2 separate regions of the Homo sapiens genome follow, and region 1 is linked to region 2. Evidence: chromatin contacts called from ENCODE Hi-C or POLR2A ChIA-PET data. All regions are on one chromosome and are shown on one strand. The core of a region is the stretch at or near the end of the contact, and the rest is flanking DNA. Distances in the headings are between cores, read along the strand shown.

Region 1 (6,329 bases), core at 1,175-3,674, 4.5 Mb after region 2:
GATAGCTGGGCCCAGGGCTCTTGGCCCTTGAATGCAGCTTGACATCTGGTCAGGCTGCAGGATCTTAGGGTTTCCTCTTTGTAGCATCCTAAAATCTGGCCTCACTAAATGGTCTCGGTCCAGAGGTGGGATTCGACTTAGAGCTGACTTACAAAGAATACAGATAAAGGAATATTGGGAACTGTGCTTACCTTGATGTGGTTTAAGGTCTGAGGATGTGAAGAAAGTCTCTCCTGGATTAAGAGGGAAGGGGAACACCAGTGGGTCAGGATAGAGGCCGACAGCCCTGGAGAGGAGGCTGCCTTCTTCCCATAACTTTCCCAGCTGCGTGTGTAGGATCAAATGGGGGTGTGTGTTAGTTTGCTTGGGCTGCCATAACAAAGTACTGGGGGGCTTACACAACAGAAATTTATTTTCTCACAATTATGGAGGCCAGAACTCTAAGATCAGGGTGTTGGCAGGGTTGGTTTCTTTTGGGGCCTCTCCTTGACTTTTATTTATTTTTTATTAATTTTTTTTTTCTTTTTGGAGATGGAGTCTCACTGTGTTGCCCATGCTGGAGCGCAGTGGCACGATCTTGGCTCACAGCATCCTCCACCTCCTGGGTTCAAGTGAATCTCCTGCTTCAACCTCCTGAGGAGCTGGGATTATAGGCATGTACTACCACACTTGGCTAGTTTTTGTGTGTGTGTTTTTAGTAGAGATGGGGTTTCACCATGTTGTCCAGGCTGGTCTTGAACTCTTGGCCTCAAGTGATCCACTCACCTCGGCCTCCCAAAGTGCTGGGATTATAGGCATTAGCCACCATGCCCAGCCTCTCCTTGACTTTTAGATGGCTGTCTTCTCCCTTTGTCTTCACATGGTCTTTCCTCTGTACCCATGTGTCCTAATCTGCTCTGCTTTTAAGTACACCACCTATTGGATTAGGGCCCACCCTAATTATCTCATTGGAATGTAATTACCTCTTTCAAGACCTTATTTCCAAATATAGTCACATTCTGAGGTACTGGGGGTTAGGACTTCAACATAAGAATTTTGAGGGTGTGGGTACAATTCAGCTCATAACAGGGTGTTTCCAAAATCCTCATTGAACAAGGCTCAGTGTCATGGTGAAGCATGGAGAGGCACTTACTACTGATCCTGCCAACCTTGGGACCAGGAGAGGATGGTGGACCCAGCTAGCTAGTGGAGGAAGCCTGACTGGCCTCGTCCAAAGGCTCAGCTCCAGGCCGAGCTGTTTACTTGTAGTCAGGCTCTCTGGCAGCAGTAGTTTCTGTGCAGTGTCTTCATCTGGCTCCCGTGTGGCCCTCGGAACTCCAGTGAACACAGAGCTGCTAATACCCTCCAGCCCAGGCCTTCGGGGGAAGCCTCCTTCTCCTCTGATGGAGGCAGAGGCCAGGCTGTTGTTGACAGTGCACACAGGCCTGTCTTTAAAGAAATTCTTTGGTCTTCTACTGACTTAACTTTTTTTATTGCAAGGGGAAAAGCATTGCATTGAATCAAAATTAAACTGTTCAACAAATGTTGAAATGAAGGCTCAAATTACAGAATACATTTTGATTAATTCAATTAGTGTTTACCTCCAGCCTGCCAAATTCTGGGGCCTATTCCTCAGCAGGCAGCCAGGGAGGCTCGTAGGAGGGAGTTGGCTATAGGCAAAAGTTACGCACGCTCCAGCTAATAGAGAAAACTTACCAATTCATATCTGTTTTTTTTTGTTGTTGTTGCTTAGCATTCTAAAATAATGGAATAGGGAGAAGTGCCTGGTTTTATTATCTATTAGGGGAAGTGACATCCTTTTTTCTCATTGGTCCTTCAGGAATACAATTGCATCCATCAGTTATGTCTCTCACTCATGCCAGGCCCAAGCGTAAGTTCCCCTTATGGTAGAGACGCTTTCACCTCTGAATATCTGGCTGTAAGAGAGAAGGGACCCCAGGTGTGGAGAAAGTTCGATGAGAGAGGCTGTCATGGATAGCCCCCAATCCTTCTTTCAGAGTGCTGGCCAAGGTTACATGCCCAGCCTCCCTTCACTTTCCACTCAGGTACACAAACACTTAACATTTTGTGTCAACAAACATTTACTGAAGGTCCTGTGCCAGGTTCTTTGCTGGGCTCTGAGGATAGAAAGGTGAATGGAGCATACTCCTTGCTCTCTAGCAGTTAATCTAGACAGGGAGGCAGACACATTGAGAAATAATACAAATTATTATCATCTTCATAAATAATATAGACAGCTCTGACGATAAAGGTGTGTACCAGATATGACAGGAGCAGAGCTGAGGCATCCAGCACCTTCAGGGATGAGGGGTAATGGTGTTAGGAAAGGTTTTCTGGCAGTGGTCATTTGGATAAGGCCTTAGCATGGGTGGGATTTGAAAGTAGAGATGGAGAAAAGCACCCACGTAGAGGAAGTACAGAAAATGGGGTATTTCTGTATGCGAGGGTAGGACGTGGTCCAGTGAAGCTGGAACTCAGAGTGGTGAGGACTATAGCGGGGAAGGTTAACTGTATTAGAGGACTTTGGCAGAGCTGCAAAATGCAGCTTCTCTCCTGAAAGCACTGTGAAGCCGAGGAATGTTTGAGAGCAGAGGAGCATGTCATGAGCTCCATGGAACATGTCTTGCCTGCACAGGGAAAGAAAGACAGATTGCAGGGAAGTTGGCTAGAGGTAGAAAGCCCAGAGGAAGCAGCTTTTGCAATCTGGCTGAGAGATGATGAGGTTCTAAACTGTGGTGAGGTGAGAGGTAAGGAGAGTTTGGTGGAATGTTAGGACCTATTCAGGGAGTTTGAATGGCACTGTAGAAAGAGCACCAAATGAGTCATCAGGAACTTAGGTTCAAATCTCAGTTCTGCTGGAAGGGAAAGTAGAATTCTCTGCCCCCTGCCCTGAAAAGTCCACATCCCCAGGTGGTGGTTTGGTTTTTTGTGTTAGCCTGTTACTATAAAAAGAATTCAAATGTACACAGAAATAGAAATAGTAAAATGCATCCTCTTACCCATCATTTAGCTTAACCTCTTGCTTGTATTATTTTTTAGGGGGGCAATTTTTGAGATGAAGCTTTTTGGAAATATTCACTTTGAGGTTGCATTTGAAGCATTTCTCTGAATCTGTTTATGATCTGGTTGAGGCAATGAAATAATTTCACGTCCATTTGTTCCTCCCTGGAGGTAAATTGTGTGTATGCATGTGTGTTCTTTGCTGTAAGAAGGAAAATGAGGGTAGCTTCCCTTGAAGGGTAAGTTCTGGGGCTGAGGAGGCACATTGCCAACCGGGTCCTGTCAGGGGCATGAGGCTCTCTGTCTGCTGTGGGGGCAGGTGTGGTGTGGACAGGGGAGAGAATGGAGGTAAGGACTACCACAGGTCAGACACCCTTATCCATTCACTGGGAGGGGCTTGTTGCCCAGAGCTTAATTCACACTGACCAACCTGACAAGGCTGGTCCATAAGCCAGACACCAATTTAATTTACTCTGGCAGGCATTGTGCAGTGGCCACAACGCAAATGCCTGCTTTCCCAGACCGCCTTCCTGGCCTTACCCCACCTGGCAAAATGAATTACAGCATCATCCGCAGGTTGCTGGGGAGCCATGCTCTCAAATAGAAGGCACCATGTGCATTGCAGGTGCATCACTACAGGCCCTGATGGGACCTCATAGGCTCTTTCTGGTGCAGGCCACTTCCTTTGCCAAGGTGGCTCTAGGGAGAGGGGAGGATGGGCTGAGCTGCACATGCTCAGTTCCTTCTTTCATTTCCACCATCAGATACTGAGCTGTTTCCCAGGGGAGGAAATCCTGGAAAGAGAGGAAGTTAGTATCCTCCCATTGGGTCTTGCCCATGACAACATGAAGCAGAAACTAAATGGAGGTGGGAGCCCATGTCTCAGCCAAGATTCATTTCAACAGGCAGGGGTGGGGATGCTGTCATAGAGAAAACTTGCCTGAGCATTGAAAAATTAGTTTTGATGGACAGAGATTGGGGAAGGGGCCTTTAGTTGAGGAAACAGCATGACAAAGGCACAGTGGCATAAGGATGCTCTCTTGCGGCTGGGGTATCAGGAACCCAGGAGCAGGTCAGGCTCAGTGAGGAAGTGCGTCCAGCGTAGTGGTTAGGAACATAACCTTGGAGTTGGACTGCCTGAATTCAAATCTTATCTTTACTGCTTCCTGGATGTGTGATTTGACCAAGTCACTTAACCTCTCCAAGCTTCAGTTTCCTTATCTGTAGAATCGGGATAATAATAGTTATAAATATTGAGATATGAGATAAACATAAGAACTTAGCTCAGTGTAGAAGTGAGTGTTTAATAAATGGCAGCCATTATAACTACCATCATGAGAACAGGACATTTTCGGGCCGGCTCCAATTTGGATGCCAGCTCATGCGTTCAGACTGCTGTGGGAGAGGCCAGGTGTTACTCAGGTGAGAGGAGGTTCTCCAGTGCCCTGGTTCTGAATACCTGAACACAGTCTGGGCAGTAGGAGTGGAAAGGATGAGATGGAGAAGAGCATCCCTGCAAGGGGAGACCACAGAGACCTGGTGGCTCACACGGGAGGGGAGTAGGGTGGGGAAGCATGACAGGTGAATGCAGGCTGCATAGTTCAATGAGGGACCCGGAGAGCGCTTCTCCCAAATGCCAGAGGAGGAGAGTGTCACCACTGATGAGATGCCAAAGAAGGCACTAGAGCAAACGCTGACTGATGGCGAGTCTAAGCGCTTTACTCTGTTAACATTTAACCTTCACAACCACCCTTTCAGGTAGGCAGTTTTATTATTATCCTCATCTTAAAGATGAGAAACCCGAGGCACAGAGGTTAAGTGTCTTGCCCTGGGACATATAGTTTCTGAATCAGGGCTGTCACCGAGGCAGTCCAACCCCAGCCTGGGCTTTTAACCCCACCCTAGACCGCCTCTTAAGGAAATGGGAACACAAGCGGCTGGCTGGATGAGAGCATGGCACGGGTGCACACGGATGAGTGACGTCCCACCACTGGGGGTGTCAGAGAGCACGGGAGGTAGGCAGTGGGGCTCTGAGGCAAAGGGGAAACATGGAATAATAACAGTAGGGTGCAGGGTCAAAGGACATGTTCTAGAATAGCAGAGGAAGGAGCAGAAGAGGGAGAGAGTGCAGATTCAGTTTGGAGGGGGAATAATTGAGAGGTTGGATCTCAGTGATGATCGAAGATTAGGGGTCACAGGGAGGAGGGGCAACTCTTAGACAGCATGTGAAGAGAGGGTAAGAGATGAGAGAAGGGGAATCAAGTGGTTTTGTTTCTCATTAAAGAAAGATGCATGGTAGTTTGCAGAGGGAGTCTGACACGAAGAAACATGAGATTAGAGATCCCAGGCGCATGAATGTCTGATGGAGCCGTATGTGTTGTGTAGCATCCCGGGAGCAGAAGGAAGAAGAGACATGTGAACCTGGTTCCCCAGGCAGAGGGAGAGTGAGCGTAAGTTGTGACCAGAGAGGTAGAATGAGCTGAGGAGCACGTTCAAGCTGGAGAGAGGTGAGGACTCTACACTCTGATGAACAGAGCCAGGGAGAGAGCCTCCACGTTGTCCAGAATAGGGCTATGGTGAAAGAGGAAATGGAGTCAAGGAAGTGTGGGAAGGGAGGGAATAGGTGGGGACCTGAAGTGGGCAGGTAGAAGGGACAGGCTGGCAGACCATGGTTATACTTGGGGAGGGGAATCCAGAGAGATCCTTGAGCTCCTTGAGAAGGATCCTTCCTTCAGGTCCCCGCCTCCTCCTCCTACGTTATTGCTGGGAAGAGTGGGTGGCTTCTAGGTGGCTCCCTCAGTGGTTGTCATTGCCTAATGGCTACAGGCCATGTTCTAGGGGTGACAGGTGAGAGACCCTTCTCAAGCTGGGGCAGCTTCATTCGCTGTCACTATTCCCCTGCTCTCTGGCCACTGAGCTACATCTTTGTAAAACAGGGCTGATAATTGTACTATATCCCTCACAGGACCCCCTTGAAGATTAAATGAGAAAACAAAAATGAGGACACTTTTTTTCCCCCCCACAGAGGCAGCAGCTTCTCAAAGGAGACAGGAAACCTGTGAACTCCCAGAGCAGGTGGTTTTTACACACAGGTGGATATTGCACAGGCTCGAAATAATTCACCATCATCTTGATCTATTGTGAATGGCTGTGTGGCCAGGGCAGGCAGCCAAATCTTAGAACGTGTGAGTTATCTGTTGCCTAGTCCTGGCTCTTCACATCTTAGCCTTGAAAGATAGACTCTCATTTACGTTTACTTCTTAGACCCACTCTTTCTGAGCGGTTCAGAAGGAAGGGAAAGAGCCTCCTCTCCGAAAGTTCTCTAAGTG
Region 2 (6,203 bases), core at 972-3,471:
AACAAAATTCACAAAAGTGTTATATGTGCCTATATGACATATAGGCACAAATAACTGCAGACATTCTGAAGCTAACACTGCTCAACCAGGAAAAAAAAAAGACTGCAATTGGATATGTAATAACAGCTATTTAAGACGGCAGTAACGTGTTAAAATGGTTCATAAAAATCACATCATAAGGCCCTGAAATTCTAGTAAAAATATCTCTAAGTAAACTTGTGAACTACTACTAAATAACTAATTTTCTCTCTCTCTGTAGTCACTCATTTTATCTTTGGATTACTTTCCCATTCTATCACCACGTTGCTTTCTCTGAACTTCATTTTACATTTGCATATTATTTATTCCATTAGCAATTGCTCATCCCAGTCTGAATCTCAAAATTCTACTATAGGAGGCATTTGGCATTCTGTGGAATAAGAGAATTTTGAGATGGAAATGATCAACCAGCTCAAAACCTCGTAAGCTAGAGTTCAGTTAAGCTTAGCACAATGATGAAAACAATTTCTCATTAAAACTTCTTTCATTCCCTCTACAGAAGCAGTAACCCTGGGTACAGTTAAAACTGCCTGGGTCTTTAAGCTTTGTCACCTCGGACAAGTCATTATACCTAACCTCCCAGGGCCTCAGCTTCCAGAGTAGTTAAATGGAAAAACAATAGCATCTATCTCAGGTTATTAGATTATGAAATGAGTTAACACACGCAAACAGGCTGAAAGAGTCCCTGGTGCGCAGTGCAGGTATTAGTCATTTAGAGGTATAGTTACTATTACAGGAAGGTAGTAACTTAGAAAGACTTACCTTTAAGGTCCAACAACCTAATCTACATATTTGTATATTTCTAAGGTAAGAGAATTTTTAAAAGTCTATTTTCACCCCGTAAACCTAATGCAGGAGGATAAGGCACGGGTTACTACAGGAAAAAGTAATGCAGACTGGGGGATGCGAACCAAAGCACAGACGAATGTGCCCCGACGATTCCTCCGAGAACATAATGAAATGGCGGACCTTCCTGCCAGAGGAGCGCACAGTCACCCAGGCAGGTGATGTGACACACACGTTAGGGTCTAAAGGTCCCAAGGCTGGAGTCCCCTTTACTGGACCCTAAACATGTCTGCCTCCTGCCCCGCAATCAGACTTAGAGAACTGTGGACGGTGGAAAGTCTTATCATGACCAGGCCATCCTTCGCTGGGGTGAACGGAAAGCATTCAGAAGGGGAAAATTGAAAACAACAAAGACTCTGGTCAGGTCAAAAAATACAAATGTGACCTCTTCCACCATCTCTGAACTGAAAGAAAAGCATGGCACTTTCCCATCCATAACATGTACAATTTTTTTTTTTGGAGATTTTGCTTTTCCCTTGTGAAAGACGGTTTTAAATAGTAAACAGACTTGCTGCCCACCTTGGCTGGGAAACCAAGTCCCGTGAGTAACTAGTCTAAGGCCACTCAGGCCAGTCCTCGGGGAGCGCACGCCGCCCAGCTCGCTCCCACCGCACAGCTCCCAACAGCTAAGAAGCAACGCCAAGGACTTTCTTCCCCGTCAGACATGCCCTCGGCCACACCAAACTGACATCAAAACCCCAGTTAGCCCAGCCTGACCCCACAGAGGCTCACGATGACAACCGCCCTACGGAAAAACTCAAATTCCTAAACATCTAATAAAGAAGTCCTGGACGTCTCCACCTTAAAAACGGGAAGCCTGAACGCTCCGGCGCGCCCGGCCGTGTAACCGCCACAGCCCCCGCACGCGGGGCGGGCTGGGCTAGCGGGAGATTTGAGCGGCCGCCGCCTCTCGCCGTCTTCGCCTCCTCCAAGGGGCCGCCGCCCAGGAGGCCGCCCGCGGCGCAGAACAAAGCGCCTTGACCTTCAGTGAGGCGGGCAGCCGGGCGAGGCGCGCCGGGAGTTGGGAGGGGCCTCCCGCCAGCGCCCCAGGCCCGGGCTCCAGGCCCCAAGCCCCAGGCCCCGCCGCGGCCGCCGCTGCCTGCCCCGACCAGAACGCGGCCCCGCCCCTGCCCCACCGCCCCGAGGCTTCCAGAGATGGCCGCCGCCGCGCCCGCGCCGGACCCGCGGCCCCACCCGCCCGTCCGGGCCCGGCCGCCCTCCCCAGCGCGCCGTTACCGGCCCAGCACCCGTGTCTCCGCACCTCACGCCTCCTGCGGCAGTGGCGGCGACCCTAGCTTCGCTCGCTTTGGGGCTGCGCCGCCGTGGCCTCCAACAACGCCGGCTCCCATTGGCCGAGGCTCCTAGCTCCTCTCTCCGCGAGCAAGACAGGCTGCGATTCGCCGAGCGCGGCGCAAGTCAACTGCGCTTCGCGCCGCAGTCAGCAACCAATCACAAGCCTCCGAAGAAACGCCGCGCCATATGCAAATATTCCTCCGCGCGGCGCGCGCCCTGCGTTCCTCCGCCTCTTTAAATGGGGCGGGGCAAGGTGGAGACCGCGTGTGTGGTTCCGGGGGGTCCCGGGTCCCCGCTCCCGGGACCTTCCCCGGGTGGCACCACATCCTCGCGGGACACTGGGCACCACCCCTCTCCGTGGGCCCCGGCCCCAGCCGTCTTTATCTCCTGCGCCCTCCCAGTTCCCTAGTTCAATCCCGTCCGCGGCGGGTCGGTGCCTCCAGCACTCCGTGCGCCCGCTGATGTGAGAACCCCACCTCCCATGTCGTCCCCTCGCGCTACTCCTTGAGAACATCGCGGAGGGCCCCTCCGCCTGGGAGCCGTTTTCAACCAGCCCCGTTAGTGGTTGGGACGTAAGCCTAACCCCCGCTCATCCCCCAGGTCCCAGGTTGGAGAACACTTCCTCTGCGAAGAGGTCGGGGCTGGGTCACCTCCGCGGACAGGACGGGACTAGCCACTGCCTGCATCTCTTCCCCCACGCCCTGAGCCCCGCAGTGTCCCAGCAGCCTAGTTCTGGCCTGCGGGAGACCCTGTCGGACAAGGAGGAAAAGCAGTGCGCACTGGGCCCTCAGATCAGCCCCCTGAAGCAGAGCAGGGCAGAGGGCTGGGGAGGAGCTGGCCTGTTTCGCCCGCCCTGTTCTCCCTCTCATGGTGCCCTCTGGGCTGGGGTGAAGGTACCAGCCCCAGCCTGTGCACATCACATTTTGTAGAAAGGCATCCAATTTGATTGGAAAATAACCCCTACGCTGGGACTTTTGAGGCTGGTTCATTTCCATGTTCAACCGTGCCATTGGGGGTCTTCAAGTCTAATGTGCATTTTTTTCAGAAACGTTCTCTTTTGGGATGACGTTACTTTTGAAACAATTGCTAATTATTATTATTATTAGCAAGTTATTCCTGTAATGGGGAAAATTTGAAACCATTTAAAGGCTCCTGGTTGAGGGATTAAGAACATAGCGTCGGTTATAAACCTCAGAGGTAAGCTGGGAGGCTGAGGCAGGAGGATTCCTTGAGCCCAGAAATTCAAGTCCAGCCTGGGCAACATAGTGAAACCTCATCTCTAAAAAGAAATTAATGCGGAGCGCCGTGGCTCAGGCCTGTAAACCCAGCACTCTGGGAGGCAGAGGCAACAAGTCCAGCCTGGGCAACATAGAGCACCCTTCCCCTGCTCCAAAAACAACAACAACAAAAAATTACCCAGGCGTGGTGGCTCAGGCCTGTAATACCAGCTACTTGGGAGGCTGAGGTGGGAGAATTACCTGAGCCCGTGAGGTCAAGGCTGCAGTGAGCAGAGATTGGGCCACTGCACTCCAGCCTGGGTAACCAGAGGGGGACATTGTCTCAAAAAGACAAAAAAAAGGCCGGGCGCGGTGGCTCAAGCCTGTAATCCCAGCACTTTGGGAGGCCGAGGTGGGCCGATCACGATGTCAGGAGATCGAGACCATCCTGGCTAACACGGTGAAACCCCGTCTCTACTAAAAATACAAAAAAATTAGCCGTGCATTGTGGCGGACGCCCTAGTCCCAGCTACTCGGGAGGCTGAGGCAGGAGAATGGCGTGAACCCGGGAGGCGGAGCTTACAGTGTGAGCCGAGATCGCACCACTGCACTCCAGCCTGGGCGACAGAGCGAGACTCCATCTCAAAAAATAAAAAATAAAAAAAAAACTAATTAAAACAAAAAACATAAAAACCCCTCAGAGGTGACCGGTGCATGGCTGAGGCCTGACCCACACAGCGTGCTCAGTCCTGTCTGGCCATCTGTGTTTTAGGAGAGGGTGTGTGTGCTCTCAATTCCTATTTTACTTATTTAGACTTTCAGACTTTTCTACAAAGGTCATGCTTTATGCTTTGCGGAAGCATAAACAATGATAGAAATGACACAAGAACCTGGGCATTTGAAGTTTGGAGGGTCCTTCCTCCCATCTAATAAAGTCTCAAGACCATTTGCAGTAATGGGATCCCCCTGCTCCTGGATGTTGGGGTTGGTGGGGGTGGCATCCGGGTGGGTGGATCCTCTGAGGGAGCTGGGCCTTGGGGCTGGGGGCAGCTGGACCTGCTCCCTGGGAGATCTGCTGGAACTGGAATGATTGTGGTGGTGGTGTTTTTCTCTTGGTGGTTGGTGGTTTCTCTCCTTGGAAGATTCTCATTTGGAAATAGAGTCTTCACAGATGCAATTAGGTAATGAGGTCGAGTGGGCAGATTGCTTGAGCCCAAGAGTTCGAGACCAGCCTGGGCAACATGATGAGATCCCATCTCTACCAAATATCTAAAAATTAGCTAGGCATGGTGGTGCATCTATAGTCCCAGCTGCTTGAGAGGCTGAGGTGGGAGGATCACTTGTGCCTGGGATTTAGAGGCTGCAGTGAGCTGTGATCATGCCACTGCACTCCAGCCTGGGTGACAGAGCAAGACCAAGACCCTGTGTCAAAACAAAGAAGTCCCCAGATGACACTGACATGCAGCCAGAGCTGAGGGCCACTGGGATCAGGACTCCCAGGGTAGCTGGCGCTTGGTGAGTTTCATTCCTGTTTTCCCAGCGCTGCCTCTGCCAGGCCTCAGGCATGAGCCCACCTGTCTACAACCCCTCTGCTGCCTCAGCCTCCTCCAACCTGGAGATCAAGAGTCCCCTCCAGAGGCTACCTTGCCTGTAGTTCTGCTCTTGGCTGCCTTGTCCTCACTGAGGCTCCGGGAGACAGTCCCGGACAGACACCACGTGTTTCTTCTTCACATTGCCAGCACCCGGAAAAGTGCCTGGCACTTGGCGAGCTGTGCCCTTACCTGGGCGCTACTGACAATGGCTACACCTTGGCCTGGAAGTAGAGGCAGCAATCACTGCCCCATTCAACAGAGGAGAAAACAGAGAAACCCCTCTAACGCCCCCAGCTAAGTGGCTCTGGCCCTGGAGGGGGCGGCCATGCCCTTCACCTGTGGTGGGGGCGCTACTCCTCAAAAGACCTCGCAGCCGCCAAGAGCTGGAGCCGAGGCCTCAGAAATGCCCAAAGCCCCCTCAGTAGGCTGGGGGCTCAGCCTGTGGGGCATTAACAAAGTGGGGCCCTGGAGACATCCAAGAGAGGTGGCTGGTTTCTCCTGGTATATGGAGAACAGAAAACACCCATGGCGTACTCCACACAAGAGGGGTGCGCAGACAGGGAGTGCCTTTGCAAGCTTCCCGGCCTCAGAAAGAAGGCATCTGGAAGACTGTACCCCAAATGTTGTAGGGATTTGAGAGGTAGGGCACGGGGTCTTTCAGTTTCTACTTTATATTGGAAGTTTTCCGTATTATTTATTTTTAAATAATGAATACATGACGTTTTTATAGTAAAGACACCAAAGATTGCTCTTTGGGGAAAAACAGGAAGATGTAAATCTGGCTCTTACAGCTGAACAGAGCTTTCATGTACAGAAAAGAAACACTTTCCACAGGCAAACTAATATTATACAAGAAAAGTGTCCACCCCACGTTGTTCCAGAAGGATCTGCTGCAGCCTGACAGCAAGAGATTGCAGGGTAGGGAGGTGCTGGGGTCCTCTTGGGGGCCAAGCCAATGGCCTGGGCCCAGCCAGCCTATTGTCACTGCAGGCCCTCGGACCCAGCCTGGGGAGACTGGAGGAAGTCAGGGAAGGGCAGAGAGAAGGCGCACCGGGCAGTGGGCCCTCAGAACGGGGAAACTCCAGGCAGAAAAGCGGCCCAGAATCACTCTGAATTGGGGGGCGTGAAACAGGGGCCACAGCCTGGCCCTACTGCAGTCCAGGTGGAGCCAGGCCTTCACCAGCTGTGGGGACCAGGCGTGCCCCTGGCAATCTGG

What was found. A loop is a pair of places that touch in the nucleus more often than their neighbours do. ChIA-PET counts read pairs that join two places held with the same protein, here RNA polymerase II (POLR2A). Pooled maps may share reads with other maps.
Region 1: a pooled map shows a loop between it and region 2 (2.9-fold over the local background). The contact joins the enhancer-like site here to the promoter of NAP1L4 in region 2. A Hi-C loop is called at or near these places in 1 of 37 single-sample maps with no recorded cell type and 1 of 50 pooled maps. POLR2A ChIA-PET finds 5 or more read pairs at or near these places in 1 of 52 experiments (GM12878).

What each region holds. Positions count from the first base shown.
Region 1 is chr11:7,531,326-7,537,654 of GRCh38, forward strand. All of the region lies in intron 1 of PPFIBP2 (PPFIB scaffold protein 2), which reads left to right. All of the region lies in intron 1 of LOC124902806 (leucine-rich repeat extensin-like protein 5), which reads right to left. Among named protein-coding and RNA genes, the nearest start is that of PPFIBP2, 20 kb to the left of the region's middle. Within about 2 kb of position 2,425, at least 4 of the 41 ENCODE cell types and tissues checked have a DNase peak (open chromatin) inside an H3K27ac peak, as active enhancers do; they include GM12878, where a contact is called at or near this core.
Region 2 is chr11:2,990,108-2,996,310 of GRCh38, forward strand. It overlaps NAP1L4 (nucleosome assembly protein 1 like 4), which reads right to left and starts at 2,222. Exons shown (of 16, transcript NM_005969.4): 1 at 2,147-2,222. RefSeq lists enhancers at 791-1,647, 2,192-2,486.